Regions from separate parts of the Homo sapiens genome. Here regions 2, 3 and 4 are each linked to region 1. The links are chromatin loops, found by intact Hi-C in ENCODE. Cell type or tissue: mammary epithelial cell. All regions are shown on one strand.

Region 1 (2,500 bases):
GGGGACTATGACTAAAATATTATGAGAAATAACTCATGTCTCAAGACTCAGAGCCAAATTAATTTCACATATCTATAATTTGCTACACAAACAACCACTTTCCCAGAGGCCTCTGTTCCTATAGGTCAACAAACACGAGATGACTCCACGATGAGACTCCCAGGCTTCAGACAAGTCCATAGCCTTAGGTAATTATGATCTGAGGTGGTTTTGAAGCTCCTCTTACACACACAGACCCCCCAAACCCATCCCTCCCACCCCCTGCACCCCGCCCCATCTCTGGGCCAAAACTTTCTTTCCAGTGGGTCTGAAAAGTACTGCCTGAAATTCTCAGCATTCCTGTCATTCCCTAAAGGCTGAGGCAGCTCTCTAAACATTCTTTCAGGCACCTGAGGAATTGGGCCACCAGCTCTTCTGTGGGGAGCCAACAGGAAATTAAGTATAAAGGGCAGCAAAAGTATTTGGGGAGATGACAATGAGGCATAAAGGAAACAAAGAAGGGTGGGGGTGCAAGAAAAGAAGCCTGGTCTACCTACACACTTTGCCCTGCAGACAGTTCTACCTCTCAGCACGTGTGATGACTTACCTAGGAATGGAATGTGGACCTGGGAGGGGAAGCTGGTACAAAGCTGTGGAGGCTGGAAAGGAACCCAGGGCCCTATTACAAATCGTGAATAGTGACTTTTAGCTAGAATCACTTGCCAGAAGCTTGGGAAAAAAATGTTTTCACTGAGGGCCTAATTGGATGTCAGAAGGCTTCTACAGAAAGCCTGGCTCCTAGAGCTTCCTAGCTGCTGAGATGGGCTATCCTGGCAAGAATCCTCTCCCTCCTCCTTTCTTTCCCTCTTGCTCCCTTCCTCTTTCCCCTCCTTTTCTCTTTTCCGTACACAATCTGACAGTTTATTTGGGACAATTCTTTGGAGAACTGGGATACACCTGCAGTATATTCATTTTTAAGCCACGGACAAACCACTAGAGGGCGATGCCATCACTAATTGCTGAAACTTTCCTGCTTTCCTCTGGCTTCAGCATTCAGCAGGCCTATCCACACATCCTGTGACAGGATGTTTCTGAACTTTTCCTTCAATTCTCATTGTAAATAAACAACCTCAGGGTGAATACATCCAGATGCACATCATAGCGACATGCAGCATGAATTGCACAGGCCAAAGTTTCTGGTCTATCCGGAACAGTCTTGCCTAATATGCACCACAGTTCAGAAACCAGAGGTTAAACTTGCTTTTTTGTCCTGAATTTCTGCCTGAATTTTGGAGTTTCTCTCAAATGCTATCTCTAAGGGCAAAAGGAGCCCTTCAAAGAAATGAAAAGTTAAATAATCCAGCACAGCCCATTTGTACAGGATTTCTGTTTTGTTTCCATATTCAAGTTACAAATATTTGGTTTGCTTAAATGCAGGGTTTGCCCAAATGGTCAAAAGCTATTAGTAGATTAGTCATGTATGCAAATATGGGGAGCAGGGGCACATGTTTCTCACTGCTTGAGAAACTATGTGTATAAACGGGGTCCCAGTAAATTTGGTCCTAGCCGGGGCGTACCAAAGAAAGCAAAGCTAGCAGGGGTAGTGGCTAATGTCTGTAATCCCAACACTTTGGGAAGTTAAGGCAGGAGGATCACTTGAGGCTGGGAGTTCAAGGTTTGCCTGGGCAACATAGCAAGACCCCATCTCTAAAAAAATAAAAATAGTCAGGTATGTACTATTATACAGGTGTGCACCTGTAGTCCCAGCTCCTCAGGAGGCTGGGGTGGGAGGATCCTTTGAGCCCAGGAGTTTGAGGCTGCAGTAGCTGTGATCACACCACTGCACTCTAGCCTGGGTGACAAAGCAAGACTCTGTCTGAAAAAAAAAGGGAAGAGAAAGAAAGAGAAAGAAAGAAGGAAAGAAAGAAAGAAAAAGAAAGAGAGATAGAGAAAAGAAAAGAAAAAAGAAAAGAAGGCTGCTAGAAATCTTAAACTCGGCTGGGTGCAGTGGCTCATGCCTGTAATCCCAGCGCTTTGGGAGGCCGAGACGGGTGGATCACCTGAGGTCAGGGGTTGGAGAGCAGCCTGGCCAACATGGTGAAACTAGTCTCTACTAAAAATACAAAAATTAGCCAGGCATGGTGGCGGGAGCCTGTAATCCCAGCTGAGGCAGGAGAGGAGGCTGAGTCAGGAGAATCGCTTGAACCCGGGAGGTGGAGGTTGCAGTGAGCTGAGATCGTGCCACTGCACTCCAGCCTGGGAGACAGAGTGAGACTCCTTCTCAAAAAAAAGAAAAAAAAAAAAAAAGAAATCTTAGAACTCCTTGAACTTTTTGGGCAGAATCTCCCTTCCTATGAGTTCAACTAGTGTTCCTAGGCATACACTCTGCCTCCTGTATAGGGGCAGACTAGCATCAGACTTCTCTGAGATTAGTATTTCAAGAATTTATGCAAACTAACCTATTGAAGTTAGACTGAAGATCTGGGTAAAAATGTAAATCAGAAAGTATTCAATAAATCAG
Region 2 (2,500 bases), 87 kb after region 1:
AGATCCCAGTCTGACACTTAAAGTAGGGTACTACTAAGCACTAAAATCCAGTATCTCATAATTCTCACAAAAATTTTAGGAGGTACACACAATGTACATTCAGGAAGAGGGGACAAGATAAGAATTAATGCTTAAGGACACATTTGTTGAATAGTGCAGTCAGAACTCCAACCTAAGCAGTCTAACTCCAAAACCTGAACTCAATTTTCCAACTGCCAGGTGTAACTATTTGTTAGTTATGAAATCAATTTACTGCATTGCAACCCAGAATTTTTAAGAAAAAGAACAGAATAGACAATAGCAGTGAGCACTTTTCCAAACTTTTGTTTCAGATTACTTGTAAGTATACTGAGTCACTTTGTAGAACACAGAATTACTGAGAATTGCAGCTGAAAAAAAAAAGAGTGACTATGGGTTGATGATTATTATTGCTGGATGACAGTTATATAAGGATTCATTTGGCTTGGTAGTTTTCTGTATGTTAACGTTTTTACATAATTTTTTTTTAATTTTAAAGAGGCTATCTGGAGGAATTCTATAAGGTCTCATTTCCAAGTTTACACCTCAGTCACTAACAGCAGACCCAGCTTCCCCAAGTCTCATCTATCACTGTACAGATTCTCACTTACTATATTGCTCTGTACATAACCTCACATATCCTAATCTGTTCCAATACTGCATTCTTCCTCTCCCTTCCAAATTATTCCATTCTACTGCCTAAAATTCCTGCTCAGTGATTAACATCTTGCTATTGTCAGATGCAGATTAAAACCTGGCTGGCTCCCTGAAAAAGACTCCCTGTGGTGTCTCAACTGGAACTTATTTAATTCCCCTCATAGCTTGGGACCTGGTAGTAGGGTTAGTATCTTCTCCAAGTATGTCTCTGGGGCAAGTCTCTACTTTGGCCATAATGCTCTGGGCTCAGTGATTCTTTCATAATACCTAAAAGGTATTATGAAATTCTGTGGAGGCATTTTGGTCACCTTGATGACTGAGGGATATTACTGGTTATGGAGCAGAAACCTGGAATGCTACCCACATTGCAATTTGAAAACACAGTTCCGGTAAGAAAGAAAAGACCTACACCTTGTTTAACTGGAGAATGTAATGTTGAGTCAGCCAGCAGGTGAAAAATAAGTTTATAATTATCTGAGCCCAACCACTTACCTATAAAAACAAAGCAGGAGAAGTACAGGATTTGTAAATGTATACAAAGATTTTTCCAGAAGACGGCTATCCTGAAAATCCAGGAAATATGTTGTTTATAATCTTATTTTTAAAAATTGCTTGCCATTTTGGAAAATGTCATTAACTGTAAAACTATTCATATTTGTGTCACCAATAAAGCATAATTTTATCTGTCCAAAAAAAGTTTGAAAGCCACTGCTATGTTCTGATAGTTTTATGACTTTGCTTGGGGCAACAGATTGCACCATCACAATATTATCATCACCACAGTATTTCACACTCCTGTTATTACAAAACATGGTGTATGTTGCACATATTCAATAAATGTTTGCTGAACTAAATACTAGGGTGTTTGGTAGAGACTAGACTGACTGGACTGTATTACAAAGACATTGTGGCTAAACAGGAATTGGGACATGAAGTCATAAATACAAAAAAAATCAGCCAATCATAGTATTTCTTGAACAAATGAGATAAAACATGCTGCTTTTGAAAGACTAACCTTACAGTGATATATATGTTAAATATGGAAATAAACTTGACTTAGAAATCTTAAAGGCAATAGTTTCCTACTACTAACATTTCTATTACTACAGCTCAAAGATTTTAATATAGAAATTTAATAAGTTCATAGACTAAATAACAAAAAGATTCATCTCATGGCAGCTTTTTCCTATCAATTTTATAAAACAGAATTCCACAAAACTCAGTTCAGAAAAAGCAATCAATATACCATTTGCCTCTATTAAACAAAAACTGTATTAACACGTTTAAATGTTTCTAATATATGGAGAAGAGTATAACTTTTACTTATATTAATAACAACTCTTGAACAGTAGGGGTAAACCTAAGCACATAAGGCAATCATCATTCACAGCTACTATTTATCTAAAACTATGCATACTAACTAAACAAGAAAATACAATGTTAAAAATTTCAACATAAAACATAAGAACTGTTCAAATTAATTTTTAATAAGTGCTCAAGCCAAAGTTTTGATACTTTGATAGCTTAAATTGTGATCTACTATCTAGTTCTTGAAAGAATTCAACTAGATATTGTTTCACATTCCTTTCTCTACTTTCCCATTTGCTCTTTCTCATAAGTAGTAAGTCTTACAAATGAATGCAATAGTTTATTCATTTTTAAGTAGAAAATATTTACAACCGTTCGTAAAATCCTTTACATAATACTGACATTCCTTATAATGCTTGTTCCTTCGATTTTCAGAATCCTTAAAAAAATTTTATCTCATTTTCTTCTATCCAAATATGCCTGTAGACACAACATATGTACATCTTAAGAATCCACA
Region 3 (2,500 bases), 340 kb after region 1:
ACCCGAAATGCTTGCAATTTGTGCCTAATCATTAGGAACAGCTAATTATTGATAGGTAATAGGCAAATTAGTTTGAATTACTTTGAATACAGAAGTTCTCTTAGTCAATTTCCTCTTCACAGAAACAATTCCTTTTTTGTTTGTTTTTTGTTAGAGATAGTGTCTCACTATGTTGCCCAGGCTGGTCTAGAACTCCTGGCCTCAAGCAATCCTCTTGCTTTGGCCTCCCAAAGTGCTGGCATTACAGGTGTGAGCCACCACATTCAGCCAAACAGAAACAATTCTTTATGACTCTTACGACAAGCTCAACTGGTACAAGCAGAAATTGTGTGTATATACTAGAAAATATTTCATGCCCCAAGCATTCAGGGCGACATAAATGTCAGTATGTTTAAAGAGGAACTGAATTGGATACTGTCCAAGCAATGTTTTTGTTCTATTTTAAAGAAAACTGAAGTGGGACATTTCAAAGGAGGAATTATGGGTGTGGTTTACACAAGAAAGACAAAGAAAAACTCCAAGCAGTACTCCTATACTAAATAATAAAAAAGAAAAACCTAGCTCTTGCATTAGAATACTGGCAAATGAAAAGCAAGTACAATTTTAGGAGGCCGTCTATATTTAGTTATGAAAACAAAGAGTCCAGCATTGCATTTAAATTGACCTTTTCTCACCTTTCTACTACCTCAGGTGTGAAAATCTAGATGTAAAAACAGAAATCTATCCACACAATAATTAAATATTCAAATGAGATTCAAATGACAAGATGACTAGAACAAGAAATCCAAAACATACACAATGGCTAGACCATAGGGAACTCTTCATTTGGACAAACAAAAGTTGAGGCTTATATATAGTATCTAAGAGTAATTATAGAAGAACAGTGTCTGACAAAGAGAGATCACAATATATATTTGTTGACTGAATGAACTAGACATAGCAAATACAGGATATAAAAAAATCTGACGAAAACAATTCAAGACAAAAAACCCACAAAAGTTTCTAAAGAAAAAGTAATTTAATTACTGTATAAATATTCATTCAACAAATACTATATATTTGAATGAGAATGCCAAAAACTAGAAACCACAAATATCCAAAGATTAAAATATGCTCTTTATCTATTCTTGTTACATAGCTCTGTTATTTCCTTTACTGATAAAAATCTATAAAGTAGTACATTGAACCTAGATTTTTAGAAGCCAACACTTTTATTTGGGGACTTAGTAAGGGCACAGAATTTCTTCTGGAGTTTAGTCATTAGGGATACAAAATAAATTGAACTTCAGGGTCATTCTTTCATGAATAATTTTTACTGACTGCCTACCACATATAACGTAATGCAGTAAGTCATTCATTTTGGTAGATACAAAGACCAACACTAGAGGGCATATTTTCCTGTTTCCTTTGTGCACAATGCCTAGCATACAGCAAATACATAATACATATGTAGTGAACCAAAATACTAATTTCTTAAATAAGTAGGCATTTATGACCTACTGTGTGTATGTATACATAAAACTGTATTAAGTACTGTGTAAGACATGCTGACTTTATTAGTATTTTATGTATTTCCACTCTTCTCCTGGCTAGATTATAGTTCCTTAAGAATAGAAACTGCCTTACACATTCCATAATTCCTGACAGTGCTATTTCAATAAATTTTTGTTGATGAACTAAAATAAACAATCTTGTCCACAGGATGCCCAATTAAGAAAAAAAGATAAGCAAGTAAGTAGAAAAATGCTATGAAATTTAACAGCGATATAGCGAAATAAAGGAAAACTCAATATGTGAATGGAAATAAGTTATAAGAAAACTTTTTGGAGAAAATAAATGTTATGCAGGTCTCATTACTGTCTGCACTCTGGAGACAGGGTGGAAGGCAGATACAGAGAAAGGTTTCCTTGCTGAATTCTATCGTTTATCAGATGTGGTTCACAAACTCAGCTAGAGGGGTTTAATCAATAAATACACTCAATAAATATACTAATGCGAAAATTTTAGTTTCAGGGAAACAAAAGCTTCTACTTACTATTTACTTAAAAAACAAGTTACAAAAGAATACTCATAATATGACACAATTCTTGCTGTTGCAATGTCTAATGAAAAGCCTGGAAGACTACACACCAAAGCGTTAATTAACACTTTAAGTCATTAACCTCTTAAAGTCACTGAGTTATTTCCCAAAAACATCTCTACAGTAAGGACATAAAATTGTTACAGTCTTCCAAAACAAAACATTAACATAGTTAATACACATAGTTGTTAACTAATTGTTTCTTGATGAAACAGTGTTCAGCAAAACAAGTGGGCCATAAAGAGAACAGATTAATAATTCAACAATTATTTACTGAGTGTCTGCTACAGCCAGACACTATGCTGGCTGGTAGGAATACAATGGTGAAGTATACAGACCAGATACCTGAATTCACACAGCTTAGAGTCCAGCACAAGACACGTAACTAAACACACAACAACAAAAAGAGCTATGATAAAT
Region 4 (2,500 bases), 140 kb before region 1:
CAGCCATTATTATTCTGGTGTAGAGGTGAACTACCCTGCTTTGGAGGTCATAAAGACCTTGATTCAAATCCTGCCATTATCACTTACTATCCCTATGGCCCTGGACAAGTTAATTCATGGTTCTGAGCCTCAGTTTATTTATCTGTTAAAAAGGGATAATAATGCTTGTTTCATCAAGCTATGGCAAGTATTAAGATGGCATGTGACAGTGCTTAGCACAGGCCCTGACAAATAAGTAATTTGTATTCTTTTTTATCCTCCATGATACACTCTTTTCTCTGGGTTTATCACTAGAACTCCCCCGGGATGATCTGTTACTTATGACTAATCATACTCTGTGTACTTATACCACTAATATTATTTGAGTGAAACAAACTTAAATTCAGCATCAGGAACTACCTTGAAAGGAAAATAGACTCATAAGAGTAGTCTCTTCCAGTTTTGAGAAGAAAAGATGCCATCCTACAAGTATGGTAAAGGTCTTGATGAGGGAGGTAAGACCATGACAGTACCACCATGCCTTCGTCTCACTTCCCCACCACAACTGAGTGATCTAGCCACCCTCTAGAGTTGCTACCACCATTTGTTGGGAAGGCATGAAGTCAAAGAAAAGTTTGAGACCTGGGATAGTTGTCCCCATTTGTCATACCATTGGGATAGCTCTGATCGTCACATTCTTAGAAATGCAAATACTAAGCTCTGAGAAGATACAGTCTTCTTTGTGAATCACCTCCATCCCAATTTTTGACCTCACTTTTAGGTGGGATGTATCTACAGCACAGAGTCTGTGACTCTGAGATACATCAAAGACTATTTGGTGGCCCCTCCTGAAATCAGAAGAGGATGTAATTTGCTGTGGTTTTTGCAACTCTCTTACGCACAGTCCAAGCAAAGAACATTATAGTTTTAGAGTGGATGTGGCTGTCCTTACTCTGGTATACTCACAGGAGAAGGACATTGCTGTCTTCTTTCCTTCCATCTTTGATCACATCACTACTGTATTGTGACCTCTTCTTCCCAGAAGAACAACAGTTTTATCCTCTTAATCTTGTTCAAACTGCCTTCTAACACTGACCACCACCAAAAGATGTTGCTTCGAGAAGAGGCTGAATGGAGAACCTTAAATGCATGGGGAATATTCCTGAGTCTCATTGAAATCAGTTTATCCTGGGTATTACACTTGAATTTAAAGCAAATGTATGCACAGGCAATCCTGGGTGAGCTACTCTGAACAGGAGATGGCAGTAGCAGCCAAGGATTTGGGCAGCCCTTTCTAGTCCTAACAGAGGGGATTTCCTATTGGTTCATTGTCGATTCTGGACTGCAGTTTTGCCTCACCAAAGCCAAGGTGGCTAAATAATATGCCCAAGATCCCAGACCTTGCTGAATTTCACAACTATTGAAGAATTAGAAATTGCTCAAATTGAAGGCTGAACGACCAAGTGAACACTGTGGGGAGCTTTTACTAAGTCTCACTACAGAGGAAGGGAGGAGGCCTCCAGAAAACAAACAGATATGCCCACTTAGATTGGCATTAGTGGGTTTATTGGAAGGAGCAAGGATCGGAGATACAGTGCACATTCTTACTGAGACTTTGAGCAAGTCATTTAGCGAGGTGATTCAGCCCATGCTTTCATGTGGATTCAGGGAATAAAGAAGTCTTCCTCACAGGCTTTACAAAGGGTTCAGTAAGATAACAGCCAGGAAAACTCATTTTGTAAACTATGACATGCTATAAAAATACAAGAAGGACATTTTGGTTGGTTTTAGGTCATTTCTTTGAATTTGTCCTGGCGCCTCCAAATTTCCTAGACCACATTTTTTTCTTTCCTTTTCTTTCTTTTTTTTTTTTTTCCAAGTAATATGGTCAGAAGCTGTTTGACTATGAGTCTATTATTTCTCTGATAATTATAATTTCCCGGAGAGTTATGGCACACAAATTACTTTGTAATAGCTCTAAATTCTTTGCTTTATCCTGAGTCTACAATTATGCACTTATCCATGCTCCTGTCATCTGTGGTACTGATTTATGGAACCTCTGTTCTCTGATCTCCTCATTTCTTACCTCTGCCTCCTTTAAAACTCAAGAAATGTGGCAGCAAGGTCAAATTTCTCATCGGGCCAGCATTACATTCTCAGGTGTAATCATTACCGTCTTAATAAAGCAAGCAGTTAGTTCCACAATGGTCTGTTTAATCCACTAGATAATTGCTAAGCCTTAATTATATAACCCAGCATACTGTCCCTTGCTATAATTCCAGAACCACCATGTTGTGGTTTGAAACATCTATTAATTTGGTGCAAATATTAATTAAAAATTTATTTCTAGCCAAGAATATGATGGATCAAGTGCCATGTATTAAAAAAGGAAAATATAATTAATCTTAACCAATTTCACTTGGAGCAAAAACAATGTAACTGGAAAGTTTTCTGGTAACTGCCACACACTCACAGACTTTTTTCAAAATTTGAAAAAAGGTATGTCTAAATTTTAAAGTAT

Evidence for each region. A loop is a pair of places that touch in the nucleus more often than their neighbours do. Peaks named below come from ENCODE experiments on the same cell type or tissue, not always from the same donor. Only the 100,000 strongest peaks of a DNase experiment are listed, where the experiment ranks them.
Region 2: a loop joins it to region 1, with 7 times the contacts of the local background. A loop is called at or near these places in 2 of 110 quality-filtered maps.
Region 3: a loop joins it to region 1, with 4 times the contacts of the local background. A loop is called at or near these places in 3 of 110 quality-filtered maps.
Region 4: it touches region 1 in a loop (7-fold over the local background); 18 of 110 quality-filtered maps call a loop at or near these places.

What each region holds. Positions count from the first base shown.
Region 1 is chr12:79,547,057-79,549,556 of GRCh38, forward strand. No RefSeq gene overlaps it. Among named protein-coding and RNA genes, the nearest start is that of MIR1252, 130 kb to the left of the region's middle. RefSeq lists enhancers at 222-950, 393-687 and a silencer at 393-687. In mammary epithelial cell, a CTCF peak has its summit at 980 (motif pointing right); a DNase peak (open chromatin) is centred at 515; H3K27ac peaks cover 2,500 bases.
Region 2 is chr12:79,634,383-79,636,882 of GRCh38, forward strand. The region is part of intron 2 of PAWR (pro-apoptotic WT1 regulator); the gene reads right to left. Among named protein-coding and RNA genes, the nearest start is that of PPP1R12A-AS2, 54 kb to the right of the region's middle. In mammary epithelial cell, no CTCF peak of the experiment used is centred here; DNase peaks (open chromatin) are centred at 999 and 1,459; H3K27ac peaks cover 2,106 bases.
Region 3 is chr12:79,885,727-79,888,226 of GRCh38, forward strand. The region is part of intron 1 of PPP1R12A (protein phosphatase 1 regulatory subunit 12A); the gene reads right to left. Among named protein-coding and RNA genes, the nearest start is that of PPP1R12A, 48 kb to the right of the region's middle. In mammary epithelial cell, a CTCF peak has its summit at 1,386; no DNase peak of the experiment used is centred here.
Region 4 is chr12:79,406,890-79,409,389 of GRCh38, forward strand. All of the region lies in intron 9 of SYT1 (synaptotagmin 1), which reads left to right. Among named protein-coding and RNA genes, the nearest start is that of MIR1252, 11 kb to the right of the region's middle. In mammary epithelial cell, a CTCF peak has its summit at 1,239 (motif pointing right); a DNase peak (open chromatin) is centred at 1,282; H3K27ac peaks cover 1,114 bases.